Regions from separate parts of the Homo sapiens genome. Here regions 1, 2, 3 and 4 are each linked to region 5. Evidence: chromatin contacts called from ENCODE Hi-C or POLR2A ChIA-PET data. All regions are on one chromosome and are shown on one strand. The core of a region is the stretch at or near the end of the contact, and the rest is flanking DNA. Distances in the headings are between cores, read along the strand shown. Region 1 holds the start of PRF1 (perforin 1). Region 2 overlaps NPFFR1 (neuropeptide FF receptor 1). Region 3 overlaps NPFFR1 (neuropeptide FF receptor 1). Region 4 has its middle 24 kb from the start of PRF1. Region 5 holds the start of EIF4EBP2 (eukaryotic translation initiation factor 4E binding protein 2).

Region 1 (2,700 bases), core at 152-2,651, 200 kb after region 5:
CACCCTTTGCCCACCCTGACTCTCACTCTGTTTCTTTGTCTCTGTCACTCTCTCTAACCTCTCTCCCTCCCACTGAGCCCTTAACAGAATTGGAAGAGAAATGAGGTCCTATATTGCACCTATTCTTCTCATTTTCCCTTTGGGGCTCTCCCTCTGAGCTTTATGGAATAACATCAGCCCGAATTCTAGAATAAAATCTGCCGACCTGGCCAGGTGTGGTGGCTCACACCTGTAAACCGAACACTGTGGGAGGCAGAGGCAGGTGGATCACTGGAGGTCAGAAGTTCGAGACCAGCCTGGCCAACGTGGTGAAACCCCCTCTTTACTAAAAATACAAAAATTAGCTGGGCATGGTGGCGGGTGCCTGTAATCCCAGCTACTTGGGAGGCTGAGACAGGAGAATCGCTTGAACCCAGGAGGCGGAGGTTGCAGTGAGCCAAGATCGTACCACTGCACTCCCGCCTGGGTGATAGAGTAAGACTCTGCCTCAAAAAAAAAAAAAAAAAGGGGCAGACCTGACCACACCCTTGGATTTTGTGTGGGGAGAGGCCTCGATGGTTGCTCTTCAGATCCTTTCTTGCTGCCCCTCCCCTCTTTGCCACTCCCTGCCAAGCTCTGTGGCCTTCGGCAGTGACAGGGGCCCCCCTATTGCCTACTATGGACAATGATTGTCTGGAAGGTTCTTCCTAATTTTAAGGTGTTTCTGGGGCCTTGCCTGGGCCTGTTTATGATCTGGAACCTCCTTTCTCTAACCTTACCCAAGCCTAACCTTATCCAAGCTGAGCTCTTCAAAGGCCTTTGCCCTTGGGTACCACAGGTTCTGAGACAAGAGGGCTATGGAGAGCCCCCATTATAGCTGGAGCCTCCTGCCCTGCCCAAAGGTGTGACTTGAAGGGTGGAATTTCAGGCAGCGTGGCTCGCCCCAGGGAGGCAAAGAGGCCAGGGGAATCTTCAAAGGCCCTGGGCTCATCCCAGCTAGGAGGCGGGCACAGTCATAACCCTAATCCAGTGAACTCAGCCCTCATCCTGACTCTCATGGTATTCTGTCCCAGGGAGCCTCTTTCCAGCTTTCTTAGAAGCTTTAATGTCAGCACTTGCAGGGCCTTAGAAACTGCACGCTACCTCTTCATTTCATACATGAGGAAACTGAGGCCCAGGGTGGACACAGGGCTGCCCAGCGAGTTAGTGATGGGCACCGTCTGTGACCCAGGTGTCTTGTCTTATAGGTCACAGCACTTCCTGCTCCATCAGCCTCTTCCCCTCCACCCAGGGCCCCAGGCCCCCCAATCCCTGCTCTCTCCTTACCTGGAATCCCGTATAGAGAAGCGGCTACACAGATGGATATCCTCTCTTCACCGAGGCTCCTGGAATGGTGGCATCAGCCCCCCAGGCAGCCCACTGTGGCTCCTTGCACCAGCCACCACTCACATCACTTCTACTTCCTGCCCCGCCCCCAGCTGTGGTCACAGGTCCTTTGTGCTCTCCCCTCCCACAAGCACCCACCCTGTCCTCAGCCCTCATCCGGCTCCCCACTGACAGCCCTCAGGAAGCGAGCAGCAGGGCCAGAGGCTCATCTGCCGAGTAGAGCTGCTGGGGCTCGGGGACTCAGGGCACACAGGCGGAGGAGGGCGGGGCGCTGAGGACTTTGAGACTCGGCCCTGGTGTTGATGAACAGGCCAGCAGGGCCATCTCCTTGCTTCTGATGCACAGCATCGCATGTGTGGGATGTAAGAGGCAAGCAGAGGCGGCGGCTCAGAGCATGGGCCTACACGCCAGACCGCCGGGGCTTGGGCAGCTCGGTTATGCACCAGCAGTGTGGACTGGTAGGGTTCTTCAGCCTCACTGTGCCTCAGTTTCTTCACTGAACAATTGGGATTGTAGGTCATGTAGACCCTAGGGGTTGTTGTGAAGTGCTTGGAACTGTGCCTGGCCCTTCTTGAGTGTCAGAGCCTGTGGCCATTCCCTCCTCCCTGAGTGGGAGAAGAGAGATGTTGCTCTAATCTTGCCATCCACTTCCTGCTCAACCTACATCCCACCCTAGCCCAGGCTCCGAACTCCAAGCATGTTCCTCGAACAGGGGCTCCTGCTCCTCGCTTTGTGAGGACAGCCAGTGGCCTCCACGCTGGCTCCAGCCCTGCTGAGGTCGTGGGTGCTGGTGAGAGTGGTCTGGTAGCACCGGAGGACATGTCTTCTGCACTCTGCCTTGCTTGAGGTCAGGGTGGGGTGAGGTTTCCATGGGTGGAGTGACTCACAGGGCACTGGGGGGCAAAATCACACGGCTTCTGGGGTGGGGGCAGCTGGGTAAGGGAGGAGGTGGTTCTCACAACTTGTTCTCATAACTGTGTATATGATGGGAAGAAGTGGCCGCAGGCTCCAGACCACATGTGACATCATGTCTCATGGGTCACACTTTGGGGCTCATCCCTTGCGTTTATGTCCCTGCTTCCGTCCCTGCTCTTACAGGAACAGGGGCTTATGCTGTCTTCTCGGAATCTGGCCCCATCTTCTCTCCGCAGTGTCCCCACCCTCTTCTAGAAACTGCAGCCTCCTGATCACTTTCCAGCTGTCACCCATGGCCTGACTTGGATGCTGAGGCTGTGAGGAGTTTCTTTCCTGACCATGACAGGAAGGCCGGTTTGAGGGACATAGAAGTCCTGCAAAGTATCTGCGGGAAAAGAGAGGCAAAGTCTAAACAGGTTC
Region 2 (2,700 bases), core at 191-2,690, 130 kb before region 5:
TCTGATGCATTTTGGTTCCTTCACAGATGCTTTCCTAGGGCTTCCTTTTGTTATGCCAATCAATGGTTCCTGTCTGGAGGAATTTATGGTCTCCAAAAGCATTGGATCCGCTCCCAAAAAGAGCCCTGGATTTTGGCACACACTTTCAAGGCAGTGTTGGGCATCAGGTTTTGGGCTCACCCTGCATCCATGAGCCCTTCTTTCTCGAGTACTGATTTTTCCCCTGGGGAGTCAGCCTCCTCCTCACATGGAGCTTTTGAGGGACCGTCCATCAGGTGTCTGCACCAACCGCTGGCCAGAGGATGCCAATCAGACCTCTTCTGCTTTGGATTTGCCTCTGAGTCTTCATAACACAGCTTTTCCTTCCATTGGATGACCTCCCCACACCCTTCCAATGGATTCCCAGTGTTGGTTAGGTTGGCCAGCACTCGTTTCTGTTGCTTATAACCCTAGTGTCTTGGTGAATACAAGGGGATTCAAGTTAGTCATCCATGGACCTCCTGGGAGTCTGCAGAGTCCAGGTTCAGAATCCCAGGGTCAGAGAAAGTGTTAGAGATGGGCAGGGGTAGCACCATAGACCCCCAAGTTTCCTGTTCCCTAGATTAGATGTTTGTGCCCACCTCCCTCCCCAACACCATCCCACACGCTGTCTCTTAACAGGCCATGTAATCTTCCACGGAGACTGTGCTAATGCAGAGAGGAAAGGACACTGACCTGGGAATCAGAAAGCGTGGCCTTGAGAGCTGGCCCCATGGTGGTCACTGACTGCATATAACAGAGGTTGGGGGCTGGGCACAGTGGCTCATACCTATAATCCCAGCACTTTGGGAGATGGAAGGAGGCAGATCACAAGGTCAGGAGTTCGAGACCAGCCCGGCCAACATGGTGAAACCCTGTCTCTACTAAAAATACAAAAAATTAGCCGGGCGTGGTGGCACATGCCTGTAATCCCAGCCACTTGGGAGGCTGAGGCAGGAGAATTGCTTGAACCCGGGAGGTGGAGGTTGCAATGAGCTGAGATCGCACCACAGCACTCCAGCCTGGGCAACAGAGCGAGACTCCATCTTGAAAATAAAAAAGAGAGAGAGAGAGAGGTTGGGGGCTGGGAAACTTGGTTTGGAGGAGAAGCTTGGGAACTTGTCTTAGAGCTGCTTTAGTACAATTTTTAAAGGGAGGTATAGTTAGTTTGGGGTGGCTGGGAGACTGATGATAGTAGACCCTAAGCCCCCATGCCACCTCTTGGTATTCCAAAGAGAACTGGGGAGATCTACTTCATCCCTGTGTTCTCCTTGGCTTTCGAATGTGGATGACCTGGGCTTCCTGCCTCTCCCAACCTCATGGAGTTGTTAATACATTCAGAGAGACAGCAGAGTAAATTACAAAGGGCCTTGCAGAACTTCAGACTGCTTATTGACTGCATTAGCTATCTGCCAGGCAGCTGTGGGGAACCAGTAGGTCGCAGTGTGGTTTCAGTTCATTTGGGTTTGTTCCCAGGGAAGCAAGCCTTGGCAAAAGCTTTCTTAGTACTGCTTAGGAAAGTAAAAAGTGGATGTGGCAGAGGATCTAGGAGGAAGGAGGCCTCTTGAGAACTATAACCTCCTACTGTTCCTCTTGCAGGCTGAACCAAAGCCCCTCCATCCCAGGCACCCACCACAGCAACATGGATTCTGCAAGCCTGACCTCTTTTTGGTGAATGAGAGCAGGTTGCCCTTCCAAGAATCATTTGGATTGGCAAAGGCCAAAGAATTTGAGGGCTGAGTTGCTAATACAGCCATCAGGAGCCCCCAAGCGAGCCCCTCTTTATACTTCTCTTCTACTCTGAGGCCTTTTTATTTCTCCTTACTTCCTGCAGGAGGTCTCCGGTTTTACCCATCAAAAATTGTATTCAGAAAAGGTTCTGATACAAATCATTTACCTCATAGTGAAAACTGAACTGCCTTTATCACATACTGAGCCTGTACTCTCAGTCTATTTAAAAGAATTCCAGGCCTTAGAGAGTGGATGTGGAAGAGGCTTAAGGTGGGAGAGGAGGGGAAAGTAAAGGGGAGGCAGGGATTTCCCTCTCTCTTTCTCTTGGAAAGGCTAAACATATGCCCTGGAGCACCTTTCCGGGTTCAATGGCTGGCTGCTTCCTCAAGGTCTGCAGGTTCAGTTTACCTGCAGTGCTGGCCACATTTCACGTCCTGCTTCAGCTAAGTGTAGAGATTTTTTTTTTCTTTTAGTTAAACTAGAAATGTCTTAGGGGTAGAAAGCATGCCTTGTTCAGCTTGAAATGCTCCTCATTATCTGGCACAGGGCCTAGAACATAAATATGATTAATGTATGTTGATAAGTTAGGTACTAAAGGCTATGAATTCTCCTAGACACACTGCTTTAGCTGTATCCCATAGGTGCTATTAGATAGTATTTCCATTATTTTTGAAATTTGTTTTGTACAACATCAAGCTATCTCTGACAAGGAAAGGAGAATTATCTTCATTTCACAGGAAAATCAAAACTCAAAGACAAAAAGAGACTTGCTCTAAGAATACAGCATGCAGTAGTGGTAGACCTCCAGATTTTGCTGGGCTCTGGGATTCAGGGTGCATCAAATAAGCCAGGACGCCTGTTCTGAGTTTGAGCTCCTGCTTAGGCTCTGCCATCTCCATCCATTTTCTCATCCTCTTTGGGTATCATCAGGTCACATATAAAGACCTCTAG
Region 3 (2,700 bases), core at 94-2,593, 150 kb before region 5:
CCAGCTGGGAACTCTCTGGCCCATATGACACATGACACTGATACAGTACCAGAAATGCATGGCACCAGCTAATACCACTGAGGGGCAGGAGGGCATACTCTCTCTCAGACCCTCATCCATCACCCCCAGAACCAGGACAAGGTCATGATGGCTCTTGGCAGCCTGCTCAGCACCAGGGCAAGAACAACTCAGGCTGGACATTACGAGAGTAAACACAATAGATTTCTTTCCCAGACCAAGAGCTTGGGCACCAGGAGTGGGCATTCTGGTTCACTGTTAGGCAAAAAAGCCTTTGGGGAAATTACCAGCTCTCCCGTCATCCCCACCTTCCTTGAAAGGCAGCATGTGGGGTGGGAAGAACAATCAGAAGACAAATTTTAATCTAAATCCTGCCCCTCTGTGGCCCTGGAAACTTGGCCCCTTTGAGCTTCAGTCACTTTGTGAAATGACAATAACATTCAATCTCCTTCAACCTCATTACTATGGATTAAATGAGACGGTGTCTGGGGACATGCTTGGAGAATGTATTGTACAACTGCTTAGGAATTTTCTTCTGCCCCTAAACCTGGAACTTAGAGTGGAGCAAACAGTAAACAGTCACTGTGTGTCGGTTAAGGGAACAGAGCCTCAGAGCCCCGACCCCTGGAAACGTTTCTTTTTTGTTTACTAAATTTCTAGCAACACCGTGTTTTCTACAGAGGTGGGGGGAAATGTCCATTTAAGTGCAAGATGAAGGGGCCTGTGAAAGGACCCTCCAAGGCAATCCCATGTGCTCCCGTCTCCTGGAAAGAAGCCACATTTCTTCAAGTTGATGCAGGGGTGTTGGGGGAAAGCCAGAGTAAACAGGGCTCTCCTGGTACCTCCTTAGAGTACACAAGTCATTTGTGCTGGGGAAGAGTTTAGTGTGTGTCCTTCAGGAGTCTCCAAATGGCACTCCGGCTGCAGCTTCAGTTGACCAACTTCTCCCTCCCAGGAAGCAGGGAGGAGAGAGACCTTGGGCAAGGCTTTGTACCTGCAGCCCCAGTGAGCAGATGTGTTTCCCAATGTGGAAAATGCATACCGTGCTTCCCCTTCCTCGTTGTCTATGAGTACGTAAAAGGACACCTCCTGTGGCCCTGCAGCATTACAATGTCTGTGGCATTGTAAGTTCTTGCCTTGGTCTGGGAGTCCCTCCTCTGTTCTCTAAGCTCAGACCCAGAGGGCAAGACCTAGAGTGCCCTGCAACTGAGGCAGCCTCCCCAAGGCTCGTTCTGAAGCTGCCGTCCTCTGAGGACAATGGCTTCTTGGAACTTCTTGGAACAAACAAGACAAACCAACACATTAGAGCCGGCAGCGGGGGCACACCGTGTTCTTCTAGAAAAGGATCAAGGGGAGTGGCTTCAGTAACGGAACATGAGGGACTCCCTCACATGGACACAAAGCATCAAGGGACAGGCCGGCTTTGCTTTTCGCTTCTTCCTAGCTGCCTAATTAGGACTTACTCAGTTCACAGTGTTCTACCTTACCGGGCCCTCTTGGAGCCAGCTGGAGATGATAAAAACCACACAGGTATTGGAGTCAGATAGCTTCACATGCCATTTCCACCTGAGAAACTTGGGTGAGTCACATCTCTCCAGGCCTCAGTTTTTGCATCTGTAGAAGGAAGAGAAGACAACCTATCTCCAAAGCGTTGTGACAATTCAGTGAGATGATGTTTGTCAAGCCCACCACACAGGGCAAGTTGGTTCCTTCCCGTCCCCCGCATTTGCCTCTACTGAGGGTGAAGGCAGCAGAGAAGACATCACCAGCAGCTGCCCACCACTGCCTGGCTCTGGAGAGGGAGGGACCACGCATCCTCACCTAACCACACCAGGCCGCTATCGCCTGCATGTATCTCGTGTCCAATCGGGGCCCTGAGGCAGCGTCCCGCCCTCCCTGGACCCCCTCAGATATCCCAGGCTGGAATGGTGAGGGGCAGGTGGGAGCAGCCAGGCCCTTCCCTGGGCAAGCCGTGGTGAGCCACCCGCCCATTCCGCAGCGGGAGGCGGCCGGGCCTGGGGGCCCCACTGCTAGGGCCCGACTCAGAGGGCAGCCCGGAGTCGCTGGGCCGCACCACCACGAAGACCCGCCTGTGCAGAAGCCCGCCGGGCCGCTCGGAGTAGGCCTCCTTGTGGCTCCCCGACGGGCGCGGGCAGAGGCGGGCGCGGAAGGCGGCCTGGAAGCCGCGGCGGAAGTTCTCGTTGAAGTAGCCGTAGATGATGGGGTTGGCGCTGCTGTTGAAGAAGGCCAGCCAGTGCGCGAAGGGGAAGGCGTAGACGGTGACCAGGTGCAGCTGCGGCGCGCTGAGCTGCCCGTAGTCGATGAGCAGCAGCAGCGCCCAGAGCGGCAGCCAGGACAGCGTGAAGAACAGCGCCACCATGACCAGCATGTGCACCACGCGCGCTCTGCGCCGCGATGCTCGCGGGTCCGCAGCCTCCTCGCCCCCGGGGGCCGGGCCCGGGGCCTGGCAGAGCTTGCGCGCGATGCGGGCGTACATGACCACGATGAGCGCCAGCGGCGCCAGGTAGATGTGCGAGAAGAGCACAGTGGTGTAGACCCTGCGCATGCCCTTCTCGGGCCAGGCCTCCCAGCAGGAGTAGAGCGGGTAGGAGCGGTTGCGGGCGTCCACCATGAAGTGGTGCTCCTCACGGGTGACGGTCAGCGTGACGGCCGAGGGACACA
Region 4 (2,700 bases), core at 153-2,652, 170 kb after region 5:
AAGTTGGATTTTTTTCATGTGTTTTGGCCATTTTTTTTTCTGTTATGAATTGTTTATGTCCTTTGCTGACTTTTTTGTTTGGGCGTTTGTCTTCCTTCCTTTCCTTCTTTCTTTCTTTCTCTCTCTTTCTCTCCTTCCTTCCTCTCTCTTTCTTTCTTTCATTCATTCTTTCTTTCTTTTTGTTCTTCTTTCTTCCTTTTCTTTCTTTCTTTTCTTTCCTTCCTTCCTTCTTTCATTGTTTCCTTCCTTCTTTCCTCCTCTTTTTCTTTCTTTCATTCTTTCTCTTCCTTTTTTCTTTTTGTTCTTTCTTCTTTCTTCCTTTTCTTTCTTTCTTTCCTTCCTTCTTTCTTTCTTTTCTTTCTTTCATTCTTTCCTTCCTTCCTTCCTCTTTCTTTCTCTTTCTCTTTCTCCTTCTCTTTCCCTCACTCCCTCCCTTCCTCGCTTCCTTCCTCGCTTCCTTCCTCTCTCCCTCCCTCTCTCTCTTTCTCTCTTTCTTTCTTTCTTTCTTTCTTTCTTTCTTTCTTTCTTTCTTTCTTTCTCTCTCTCTCTTTTTCTTTCTTTCTCTCTCTCTCTTTTTCTTTCTTTCTGCCTTTCTCCTTTTCTTCTCCCTTTCTCCCTTTCTCTTTCTTTTCTTTTCTTTTTCTTTTTTAAATTCTATGCTGCTTCTGGGTCAGGGTCTTACTTTATCACCCAGGCTAGAGTGCAGTGGTGCAATCATAACTCACTGCACCCTCGACCTCCTAGGCTCAAGTGATTCTCCCACCTCAGCCTCCAGAGCTGGAACTATAGGCATATGCCACCACACTCGGCTAATTTTTGAATTTTCTTTTTTTTGTAGAGATGGGGTCTCACTATGTTGGCCAGGCTTGTCTTGAACTTCTGGGCTCAAGTGATTCTCCCACCTCAGTCTCCCAAAGTGTTGGGATTACAGGGTGAGCCACCACACTTGACCCCTTTCCTATTGATTTGTTAAGATGATAACTTTATCATATATGTTGCATTTATTTTTTAGCTTTAAAATACCATTAGATATACATGCTGTCTTAGAGCCTGTCCTCTCCATTCCTGTGTGTCTCAGTCTATGCTGGAGCTGACCTAGCTTCAGATCAATAACCTTTGCTTATTTTATGATGTCCTTTATTAGATTACTTACTTTGTCAAGCATTATATCTGGTTTCTTTTACAGTCATCATCTCGTTCAACCCTCCAACAATACCACAAGGTGTTATTTTACAGCTAGAGATACCCGTGTCTGATGCCAAATCCTTGCTTGTTTCAGGGCTGGATATGGTAATCCTCTCTGCCATTTTCGATGACAGGTTGAGAGGAGAGAAAGGTAGATCCTGGAAGAGTGCCCAGGCTGGGGTGACTCGGGGAGGAGACTAAGGGGAAAGCATGATGACTTTGAAAGCCCTCCGTCAAATTCTTGTGGTTCTCTGACTTGATGTTATTTAAACCCCTGTGTACTTTCAAGAGGTTCCCCTCTACAGCCACAAGAATGGGAAATGGCTTGTGTTCTCTGAGTCACACTGGTAGATTATCTATGGGCCTTCTGAGTTTCACTTTGCACCCCCTCTTGGCTATTCTTTCCTTTTCCCACATCCGCCCACCTCACCATCAACAAACCTGCACAGTGTCTTTGCCCTTCAAAAGTAATTGTTATTCTTTCTTTGAACTAAATGACGGCATCTAAGCTGAATTAAACACTCATAGCCTTTCACAGTTTATGAAAGTATCCATTTCCCCATTCCTGCCTTAACATTTGAGGTCGCCAATCCTTTTAATTTTTGCCAATCTGATAAGAAAGAAAGTCTTTTATTTTTACCTTAACTCGACTTTTCCAGATTAGTAATGAGGTTGGAACATCCTTTCATATGTTTACTGGCCATTTGAATTTATTCTGTTATGTATATGCCCATTTTTCTGCTAGATTGTCTTTTTTTAATTAACAGGCATAAAATTTTAATATAATTTGTTTTGTGGGTAGGTAGATAGATATACAGTCAGTTCTTTCTCCCAGTTTGTCTCAGGTCTTGTAACGTTTTTAGTGTATTTTTTCATAGAGAAGTTGTTCAATTTATACATGGTGTGTTTTTTGACTTGTGTAAGCAAGCCTTCCCTACCCAAGGTTCTAGATCTCTTTCCTATGTTTTCTTTGAATATTTCTACAGTGTTGTCTTTTATGTTTAATGCTTTAATTCATCTGGAATAAACTTTTGTGAATGACATGAGATAGTGTATTTTTTTTTTCCAAAATGGATATCCAGTTGGCCCACATTTATTATTATTTGTTATTATTATTTTAGAGATGGGATCTTGCTATGTTGCTCAGGCTGGTGTTGACCTCTTGGCCTCAAGCAGTCCTCCTGCCTCAGCCTCCCAAGTAGCTGGGACCACAGGCATGTGCCACTGCACCAGGCTGGCCTACATTATTTATGGAATAGCCACATTTCCCCCTTACTGGAACTATGGTTTTCATCATATGTGAAGTAAGCACTTATACCTGAGTCCATAGAGTAGACACGGGGTTGTTGTTGCTCCTGGCCTCCATTCATCCTTCTGGTAACCATGTCTGATTTTCCCCATCCCCAGCAGGAACAAGAACCAAGGCTTGAGCCAATTTGTGCATCTCATTGTCCTGGCACTGCCATTGGCCCAGGGCTGGCCATGTGACTCAGCCGGCCAATTACACCCAATCAG
Region 5 (2,720 bases), core at 150-2,649:
CTTTTGTCTATGTTCTTGCCAAGCACCTGTTTGACCCTCTGAGCAGTGAAGCAATAGCTGTTTTCCCCTCAACCTCTCTTACCCTTATTTCTCTCATTTGCAAAATGGGAATGATGGTAGCTATGTTGGCCTTACCCATGAGTGTCTTCCCAGTCCCACCTTGGGCATGTTGTGGGCAGAAGTAGTGCTGCCCTAGTGCAGCGGTTCTCAAAGTGTGATCTGGAGAGCCCCTCGGGGATCTGAGACAACCTTCTTTTCTAACTACATACCTGTGTGAGGCTGGGTTTTCTTCATATAGTTGAATCAACACATTACAACAGCTTGAACACAGAAACAGATATGAGAATACAGCTGTTTTCTATTAAGCCAGATATTAAAGCGTTTGCAAAAATATAAAATAATGCCACTGTTCTCACTATTTGTTTTAGATAATTAAAAAATATAATGTCAACATGTAATAGGTTATTATTTTATGAATTAATAAACATTTAAAACATTCTCAGTTTTAATTTGTTTTTTGTTGTTGTTGTTGTTGTTGTTTTTTAGAGACAGGGCCTCACTCTGTTGCCCAGGCCGGAATGCAGTGGCTATTCACAGGTACAATCCCACTAGTGATCAGCAGCGGCTCAGTTTTAATTTCTAATACAATAATTATCAATACATATAATCCACACAAACAAAAGCTCTTGGAAATCCTCAATAATTTTCAAGAATGTAGAGGTACTGAGACCCAAAGTTTGAGAACCCCTCGAGGAAAGAATAGAGTTCCAGATCTAGATTTTTCAGGTACCTCATGGTCTAAGCCCTCTCCTGTGCCTCATTTTAACTCTAATACAATAATACTCATTCTTGTTGCCATGAGTGGCTCTTGGTTTCTTCCTTTTCCTAATGTTTAGATCTTGCTTTATGTGTGTATATAGTGATGGTCTTTGGAAGGATACACAATTAACTGGTACAGCGGTTGAGGGGAGTTCGGAAACTGGGAGAAAGTGGCACCATAAACCTTTCTGCTCTGTTTGATTTTTAAAATACAGTACATCGTGCATGTAGTGCCTGAATTAATAATGAACAATTAAAAGTAAAATTACATTTTTAATGCATAGGAATGCATGAGAAACTCAAGTCTGCTCAAGTAAAGTGGTGTTAACCGACAATGACAAACAATAAGAAGAAAGTTTTCCTTGTCCGCCTTCACCAGGCTCACAAACACTTAGCTCGCGCTCCCTCTGGCTCTTCTCCCGCTCGCTGGGGTTAAGCCACTCTCTTCCTCAGCCCTGCCCCTCGTCCCCGCCCCCTTCAACAACTTCAGCCACGCCCCTCACTGCCTCGCCCCGCCCCGCGGCGACGTCACCTCCGGCCGACCAGCTTCCCCAACTCCCTCTGGCTCCCGCCTTCGCCCGCTTCCGGTCGTCGTCGTCGCCGCTGCTGCCGCTGCTGTTGCTCCTGAGGCTGCTGGCTGAGGCCGGAGGATCGAGCGGCGGCGGCGGCGGCGGCTGAGAGGGCGGCGGCGGGAGCGGAGCGGGACGAGGGAACGGGAGGAAGCGAGCGAGGAGCGCGCAGAGCGCGCTTTTCCGTCCGCCTGAGGAGCCGAAGCAGCCCCGGCCCCGCCGCCGCCGCCTGCCCGCCGGACAAAGCCGAGAGCCCGCGCCCACAGCCATGTCCTCGTCAGCCGGCAGCGGCCACCAGCCCAGCCAGAGCCGCGCCATCCCCACCCGCACCGTGGCCATCAGCGACGCCGCGCAGCTACCTCATGACTATTGCACCACGCCCGGGGGGACGCTCTTCTCCACCACACCGGGAGGTGAGCGCCGGCCAGCCGTCCGCCGCGCCCGGTGTCCCGCCGCGGTCCTCTAACTCCTCGGCGCCTCGGTGCCCGGCCGCTTCGCCCCCGCCCCCAGCTCCACCGAAGCCCCGGGGACGCTGCCCTTGGGCCCGCCCGAGCGTTCGGGACCCTTTACTTCGTGTTCGCTCTTGCCCGCAGCTCGAGTCGGCGCGCGCCCCACTCGGGAATGTGGCTGTCCTGTCGCGAAAAAGAGCTCTTGTTTCCGCTTCGTGGCAGGCTTACGCATTCGACCCAGTTCTCTCTCTCCTCTCTGCCTCCTTCCCGGGCGGATTTGGCTCCACTTGGCCTTGCATTACAGTCTGCATTGCCTGTCGTAGATTGTGCAAATTAATGCTTGATTTTGGAGCTGGCTCCGGGGCTTTTTAAAAAAGAACTTTGGGAGAGGAATTCGGCCCTGGCATCCTGCGATGGCTTGTTTTTGCTGCTTTTAGAACACCGGGAGGAGGCTGGAATGCGGAGTCTGGAAGCCTCGCCCAGCGTTATCCCGCTTTGACAGCATTGTTTACTTTGCTGGACGAGGCCCCACGGGTGAGGGGAGTCCCCAGGCCGGGAGGAGAGCGTGATAAAATAAAGCTCAAGTAATAGCCAAGGGAAAGTAGGTGGGGGTGGTAGGGTGCTGACAGCCTTAAGGTAGGGTGTCTTTCGGCAGCGACGCCTTTGGAAATGGATTGAAGGACCTTTGTCAAGGACACCCCAGTTGGGTGGGGTGGTTGCTTGATCCTGTGGAAGGGGCTAGAGAGAGGCAATCCAGAGAGAGGGTGGTTCCCTGGCATTGCTTTTCAAAGCATGACCAGGAACTGTTTACAAATAAGTAATACTGGGGTAGAGGTGAAGCTTGGTCACGGGAAGAGAGCTCAAAGGTTGTCTGTGCCCTAAC

The links. A loop is a pair of places that touch in the nucleus more often than their neighbours do. ChIA-PET counts read pairs that join two places held with the same protein, here RNA polymerase II (POLR2A). Pooled maps may share reads with other maps.
Region 1: a map of CD8-positive, alpha-beta T cell shows a loop between it and region 5 (7-fold over the local background). The contact joins the promoter of PRF1 here to the promoter of EIF4EBP2 in region 5. A Hi-C loop is called at or near these places in 1 of 168 maps with a recorded cell type or tissue (CD8-positive, alpha-beta T cell), 1 of 37 single-sample maps with no recorded cell type and 4 of 50 pooled maps. POLR2A ChIA-PET finds 5 or more read pairs at or near these places in 2 of 52 experiments (CD8-positive, alpha-beta memory T cell and RWPE1).
Region 2: a pooled map shows a loop between it and region 5 (4-fold over the local background). The contact joins the enhancer-like site here to the promoter of EIF4EBP2 in region 5. A Hi-C loop is called at or near these places in 6 of 50 pooled maps. POLR2A ChIA-PET finds 5 or more read pairs at or near these places in 6 of 52 experiments (A673, HEK293T, MCF 10A and 3 more).
Region 3: POLR2A ChIA-PET joins it to region 5 with 17 read pairs in PC-9. The contact joins the enhancer-like site here to the promoter of EIF4EBP2 in region 5. POLR2A ChIA-PET finds 5 or more read pairs at or near these places in 6 of 52 experiments (GM12878, HEK293T, MCF 10A and 3 more).
Region 4: a map with no recorded cell type shows a loop between it and region 5 (11-fold over the local background). The contact joins the enhancer-like site here to the promoter of EIF4EBP2 in region 5. A Hi-C loop is called at or near these places in 4 of 37 single-sample maps with no recorded cell type and 10 of 50 pooled maps. POLR2A ChIA-PET finds 5 or more read pairs at or near these places in 3 of 52 experiments (GM12878, Panc1 and activated naive CD4-positive, alpha-beta T cell).

Annotation. Positions count from the first base shown.
Region 1 is chr10:70,601,340-70,604,039 of GRCh38, forward strand. PRF1 (perforin 1) reads right to left here and starts at 1,402. Exons shown (of 3, transcript NM_001083116.3): 1 at 1,306-1,402.
Region 2 is chr10:70,273,382-70,276,081 of GRCh38, forward strand. All of the region lies in intron 1 of NPFFR1 (neuropeptide FF receptor 1), which reads right to left. Among named protein-coding and RNA genes, the nearest start is that of NPFFR1, 9.3 kb to the right of the region's middle. Within about 2 kb of position 1,441, at least 6 of the 41 ENCODE cell types and tissues checked have a DNase peak (open chromatin) inside an H3K27ac peak, as active enhancers do.
Region 3 is chr10:70,253,033-70,255,732 of GRCh38, forward strand. NPFFR1 (neuropeptide FF receptor 1) reads right to left here. Exons shown (of 4, transcript NM_022146.5): 4 at 1-2,700. The coding sequence ends at 1,925. Among named protein-coding and RNA genes, the nearest start is that of PPA1, 21 kb to the left of the region's middle. Within about 2 kb of position 1,344, at least 2 of the 41 ENCODE cell types and tissues checked have a DNase peak (open chromatin) inside an H3K27ac peak, as active enhancers do.
Region 4 is chr10:70,577,074-70,579,773 of GRCh38, forward strand. No RefSeq gene overlaps it. Among named protein-coding and RNA genes, the nearest start is that of PRF1, 24 kb to the right of the region's middle. Within about 2 kb of position 1,403, at least 8 of the 41 ENCODE cell types and tissues checked have a DNase peak (open chromatin) inside an H3K27ac peak, as active enhancers do; they include GM12878, where a contact is called at or near this core.
Region 5 is chr10:70,402,746-70,405,465 of GRCh38, forward strand. It overlaps EIF4EBP2 (eukaryotic translation initiation factor 4E binding protein 2), which reads left to right and starts at 1,400. Exons shown (of 3, transcript NM_004096.5): 1 at 1,400-1,801. The coding sequence starts at 1,657. RefSeq lists silencers at 1,272-1,461, 1,492-1,701.